Linked DNA regions of Homo sapiens: region 1 is linked to region 2. A link is a loop called in an ENCODE intact Hi-C map of the cell type or tissue named here. Cell type or tissue: mammary epithelial cell. All regions are shown on one strand. Links, peaks and the distances in the headings refer to the core of each region. The heading gives the core; the rest is flanking DNA.

Evidence for each region. A loop is a pair of places that touch in the nucleus more often than their neighbours do. Peaks named below come from ENCODE experiments on the same cell type or tissue, not always from the same donor. Only the 100,000 strongest peaks of a DNase experiment are listed, where the experiment ranks them.
Region 1: it touches region 2 in a loop (9-fold over the local background); 22 of 110 quality-filtered maps call a loop at or near these places.

What each region holds. Positions count from the first base shown.
Region 1 is chr1:183,141,938-183,144,800 of GRCh38, reverse strand. LAMC1 (laminin subunit gamma 1) reads right to left here. Exons shown (of 28, transcript NM_002293.4): 28 at 1-2,267. The coding sequence ends at 2,011. Among named protein-coding and RNA genes, the nearest start is that of LAMC1-AS1, 2.1 kb to the right of the region's middle. In mammary epithelial cell, for the core only: no CTCF peak of the experiment used is centred there; no DNase peak of the experiment used is centred there.
Region 2 is chr1:182,961,134-182,964,060 of GRCh38, reverse strand. No RefSeq gene overlaps it. Among named protein-coding and RNA genes, the nearest start is that of SHCBP1L, 9.4 kb to the right of the region's middle. RefSeq lists an enhancer at 1,193-1,487. In mammary epithelial cell, for the core only: a CTCF peak has its summit at 1,389; a DNase peak (open chromatin) is centred at 1,300; H3K27ac peaks cover 577 bases.

The sequences.
Region 1 (2,863 bases), core at 364-2,863, 180 kb before region 2:
TCCTGATGCCCTAAGTGCTCAGTCAAAATGTACTCCCTTATAAAACTTACCTATCCAGCTCCAACAATTGCCAGAAAGGGCATTTCTCCCTCATTCCTGGCTAGTCCCACTGTGGCGTCAAAGATCCTCTTCAGCAAACTTTCCTAATCCTACCATAGCTTGTCAACCTGGCGTTCCTGCTCTGGAACATTGTAAAACCACCGTGCTGCAGGTTAGGATCATCAGGACTGCAATGGAAGAGGACCCAAGTTACCTCTTTACAGTGGCTGGGTGTGGAGGAAAGCAATTATATTAATTTTAGAGAATGGAGATGCTGCAAACACAAGGCACAATTCTTTGGAGTACAATCCAAAGAATTCTAGAAGGGAGGGAAGGAGGTATTCAGATACATTGTGCCAGTGAAGAGGAAAAATTGAGCAAAGTGAACAGAGTGTCATTCTAGAAATAGGACTAAGTATATTTACATAAATTCCTTATTCTATAATCATGATAAACAAAACACAAAACATTCACACAAAAATATAAATTTGAAATAATTAATAGCACCAGTGTGTCAGATAATAGTTTCTTTCCCCCCACCCCGCCCCTGCTACGCAAAGTACAAAGTTGCATAGTGTTAAAGGCTATATATGAATCTCAAAGGTGGGTTGGTAGGAGGAAGGGGGTGTGTGGCAGGGAACTGTCACACTGTGGTCTTAAAACCACAGAGCTGAGGATCAAAAGTTGAGAAGCCCACTAGGAAACTCCACGTAAGGGTCTTCCCTCTACACTTAGAGGGAAGGTTTAGAGTGGATTTAAATCACAAAGTGCAGGAACTCGATAGCGTTGGCAGCTGTGTGAAATACTGAGTGCAAGTATTTGCCACCAGGATTTGGCAAACAATGTTTTTTGAGGGATTCTGGAAGATGGAAACATCAGAAGAAAACTGGAGCTAAGGGTCAAATGTCTCATCTCTCCAACAGAAGAACAAATGGATACACGGGATTCTGACAGTACAAGCTGCCATCTAAGTTTTATCCCTTTGCTAGAAAAGACTAGGACGAGGAGGCTTGTTTTTCTTCTGTTTTGTCAAGACCTTAGGGATTAACTGTTCTCTGCCAGATACTTAACACTAGTTCCAAGACTAACTAATAAAAAAGCTGTAAGAATTAGTTTGATTTTGAAAACAAAATTTTAGTGGTTATCATATCCCTATTTCTTCTGTGTAAGTTCCATTTATAAGAATATCAAAAGATGTCTTTTGGTCTATTGGTGAGTGCAAGCTGCCCATCCAGATTTAAATTATCAGCTGCCCAAAGATCTGAAAAAAAGTTCATCTTCCTAGTCAATTATTAATATACTAGAAAAATCTTCAGCCATGTTCACCTGGAGACTTTTATAAATAATTGCATCCTGACCCACGGATGGCTCAGTGTCCTACACTCATAATAACTAAAAGCACTGATGGATGGCTACCGACATTCTAAATGACCAATACCTTTGGCACAGGATGTTTATTTCCTTTTGCTTAGAAGGAAGAGGGGTAGGAGATGCAGATGCATTTTCTTTATCCATGGACTGGATATACTGGCCATCACAATGCTACTGTTAGTAGCCAAACTTTTCCTTCATAGAAACAAGAGTACTGAGACTGAGGAGGTTCTGCTGGTATCGATGAGACAGGGGAGGGCTACTTGCTCTACCCCAGCATACATGGGCTCACACGATGTGCTTATGCCACTGTACAGTAACGTAGGATGCCACGTCCTCACGCAAATCAGAAGGGAAAGTGTGGGTAAGGTAGCAACGTGAATGGAAGAGACACTTTATTAGATAAAACCCTTTGTTCCCGATTCAGGATGTTTAATTTGCTTCTCTTTAAACTCTGTGACTTTTCCTGGTTCAAAAGGACAGTCATGGACAGCAGCAGAGGAGTGGGGGTCTGAAAAATGTAATCTTTGTGTCAAGGCACTCTGTGGCCTCACAACTGCCCCCCTGTCAGAGGGATGCTGCCTTCCAGCCCTAAAGACACTAGGGCTTTTCAATGGACGGGGTGTTGAAGCAGCCAGATGGTAAGGTCTTCCTGATGTCCTCCAGATTGCGAATGTCCTTCATGATCTCCTCGATATCTCGGTTATAGTCCATGATGGCAGCCTCCTGCTTCTTGGCTTCATTCTCCAGGTCAGACACTTTCCTATCAAGATCGCTGACCTTCATTTCATCTTTGGCTTTGTTTAGGGTGCCTTCAATCTCGTTTAGCTTATTCAGGTCCACTGTATCCAGCTGCCCTGGAGGGTCAGAAAGTACATAGAAGAGAACAGACATATTCAGTAAGAATGATCCCTTCACAAGTACCTGCACTAGACTCTAGGCCCAGCAGCTGCCATTCTGCACAGGCAGCCCGGCAAATGTGACTTGCAGATTGTTGATGTCACACAATGGTATAAAATATGCAAACCAAGTACAAATGCTGACCTAACCCAGCAGGGATGGGTCTGAGCATACAATTAATATAGAGCTGGATGTTTCTTTCTGAGACAATGGTTTTTGCAGAATGTTTCCTCAATGCACAGCTACCATGTTCTAGACCTTTGAGGGCCATCTGATAACATTTAATACCTTTTCCAGGTGTATACATGTAAACTCTATGTCATTTTAGTGCCATCAAAGATACACAAATCTCTAAGAACCCTAATCCCTCAGCTCTTAGAGAGATTCCAGGGAAGATGGGTCAGTTTTGAAGGTCACTTTCTGCTTTCAGGAGTTAGACACTATTAGGAGCCTTCCTATGGAAAATGGCCAGGAGTAAAATGCTGAAATAATTTCAGCAAGTCTTCACTTTAAGCTTAGCAAGAAAAAGAGGTTCTTTTGAAAGAAATGAGAT
Region 2 (2,927 bases), core at 214-2,713:
AAATTGAAATTCCTCTTTTACAACCACCCCCTTCCCAATACCACTCTCCTCAAAGACTACAACTGGTACAGTTTGGTGTCTGTATGTTCTTCCATCCTTTTTCTATGCTTGAATATATGTCCAAATACAAACGTGTAATTGAAAAGAAACACAAATGGAATCATATGATACGTATTATTCTGAGAATTGCTTCTCTCCCTCCCCTTCTCTACAGTATACCTTTGGGGCCTTTTCTGAGTCAGGGCACCTAGATTGACTTCATTTTGACAATATGAATACATCATTGGTTATTTAACGATTCCACTAGTGCTAGACATGGGCTGTTTCCAGTTTTACACCACTATAAACAATGCTACAATAAATATCCTCGTATTGCATAGCATAGTGGTTAAGAGCAGGGGCGTTGGGATCCATGCATTCGAATCCTGGCTCCACCTCTTCACAGCTGTTACTTAACCTGTCCCTGCCTCAGCTTCCTCATCAATAAAATGGGGATCGCCAGGCTGTTTTTAGAGATAAATTAGTCAACGTATGTAAAGTTCTTGAACTGCACCTACCACAGTAAGTGCTAAATGCTATTATCATTATTATTAAAACTACTATAAATAAAATTTTTGTGTGCATGTGCAGCATTTCGGGGGAACTTATATCTAGAGATGGAATTGCTGGGTTGAAATTATGCACACTTAAAATTTTGAAAGTTTTTTTTTTTTAACAAGATGCCTTCCAATAAGATTTTAACTATTTCTATTTCCATCAACAGTGGTTGAGAGTGTCTGTTGTCTTCTGCCGTTGATACCCCAGTTATTATACATTTTAAGTGTCTGCTCCATTATTAGATATTTATACACTGTTCAAATTGTAGGCTAATTAGCTGATGTTATTCTTAGTGTCTTTTCCTATCAAAATTGAAACCTAAGACTTCTGATAGTTAAGACAAGTTTGGGCCATTGGCTTTTCACCAGGGTAGCTTTAGTCGGAAGTTTTAGGTTGTGTCTTGTCCATACCCAGTACTGCCTCTCCTTAGTGGAGTTCATGTGCCCTTAAACATGTATGGTGATTCTTTCTTTTTTGTGTGGTTTATGTAAAATGAAATTAAAATCATTGTTTACCTCCCAAAGAGCTGAAAACAAAAGCAGAACACAAAACAAGTATCAAGGGGTTAGTACACATTATGAAATGTTGAAGATTTAGCAGAACATCACGTCTGAGGTGAAAGAAGTGTTATATGTTACGGAAATGTGTCCGAGCTTGCCCTTTAGCAAAGTGCTGTGCTGTTGTCTTCTGAGTCAGGACTTAAAGCTATGCCTGGCTGAATGCTTCAGGCTCCACCCAGCCCTTTGGGATTGCGGGGGGGCCCTTCAATAGCCCGAAAGCTCTCTAGTGCTCTCCTCTGGTCAAAATAAGGAGGTACAGGCTTCAAAGAACTGTTGTGTTTCTTACTGCCATTGAGTATTTGTTTCCAAAGTGTTTGTTTGTTTGTTTGTTTAGTTTTTTTGTGGTTTACAAAGTTAATGTCAAAGAGTTGAGGAGGAAAAAAATTAGTGTTCTAAGAGAGAAAAATTATTTGTGAATAAATGGCCGAATGAAGTGTTCATTAATACTTATTTTTTCAATTGAGGAAAACAAAAGGAAAAAGAAATACAATTACATTTCACAGCATCCTGGTGTGCACCTCCAAAATAATACAAACCAAATCTCCACCATACAAAACTTCCAAAATACCTAAATCCCCAGTGTACTTATTTAGTGTTTTCTGACTGATGTGAGCCTTATTTATTCTTACATAGGGAAATATGAAAATAATGTGTTAGTATTAAAGACTTCCTAAAACTGTGTTACTACTAATTTATCTATGTTCTTTATAACTGAACTGTACCCTGGGAATGACTTGGTGATGGAAAAAACTTTCCTTATTTTGCAGCTGTCAAAGTCCAAGATTTTCCTTTTGACCTCCTTCAGATCTTTACTCAAACATCATCTTACGGGTGAGACCTTCCCTCTCTGCTCTGTACAAAAATTATATCCCGGGCCTACTCTCCAAAATGTCCTCATCCCTGCTCTGCCCTATCCATCTCCATATTTTTATCATTCTCCATAGCACCTAACTGTCACATAATGTGCCATAAATTTTATTTCTAAAAATTGAGATATAATTCACATACCATACGGTTCACCCATTTAAGCATACAATTCAATGGTTTCAGTTCTCAGAGTTGGGCAGTCATCATCACAATCAATTATAGTACATTCTCATCACCCCAGAAAGAAATCCTGGGCCCATTAGCAGTCAGCTCCCATTCCTTTTCAAACTCTGCCCCTCTTCCCTGGCAACCCCCAACCCCCAGCCCTAGGCAACCACTAATGTACTTTCTGTCTCTATTGATTTGCCTATTCTGGACATTTTATATAAATGGGATCATATGTTATATGGGTTTCTGTGACCTCATTTTCTGTCATTTAGCATGTTTTCAAGGTTCATCCATGTTGTAGTATGTATCAGCAGTACTTTATTCCTTTTTAAATAGCCAAATAGTATTCTACTGTATGGCTATACCACATTTTATTTATCTGTTTATCAGTTGATTGACATTTAAGTTCTTTCCACTTTATAGCTATTATAAATAATTCTGCTATGGATGTGAATGTACAAGTTTTGGGGTAGATATGTGTTTTTATTTTCTTGACAATTTTACGTAAAAAATCATGTTTATTGTCTGTCTTCAGCACCAGCACCAAATACCATGCCAGCACAGAATAGGTGCTCAATACATATCTGTAAAATAAATGAGCTATTCTCTCTCCTCTGCAGAATCTCAAGCGTGTTGCCAACGAGATTCTTCAGTTTGTTTTAATTTTGGTCCTAACTTTTTACCTAAAGCCAGTTTAGGTGACTCTTTGTAACATGGCTTATGCATATCTCTACA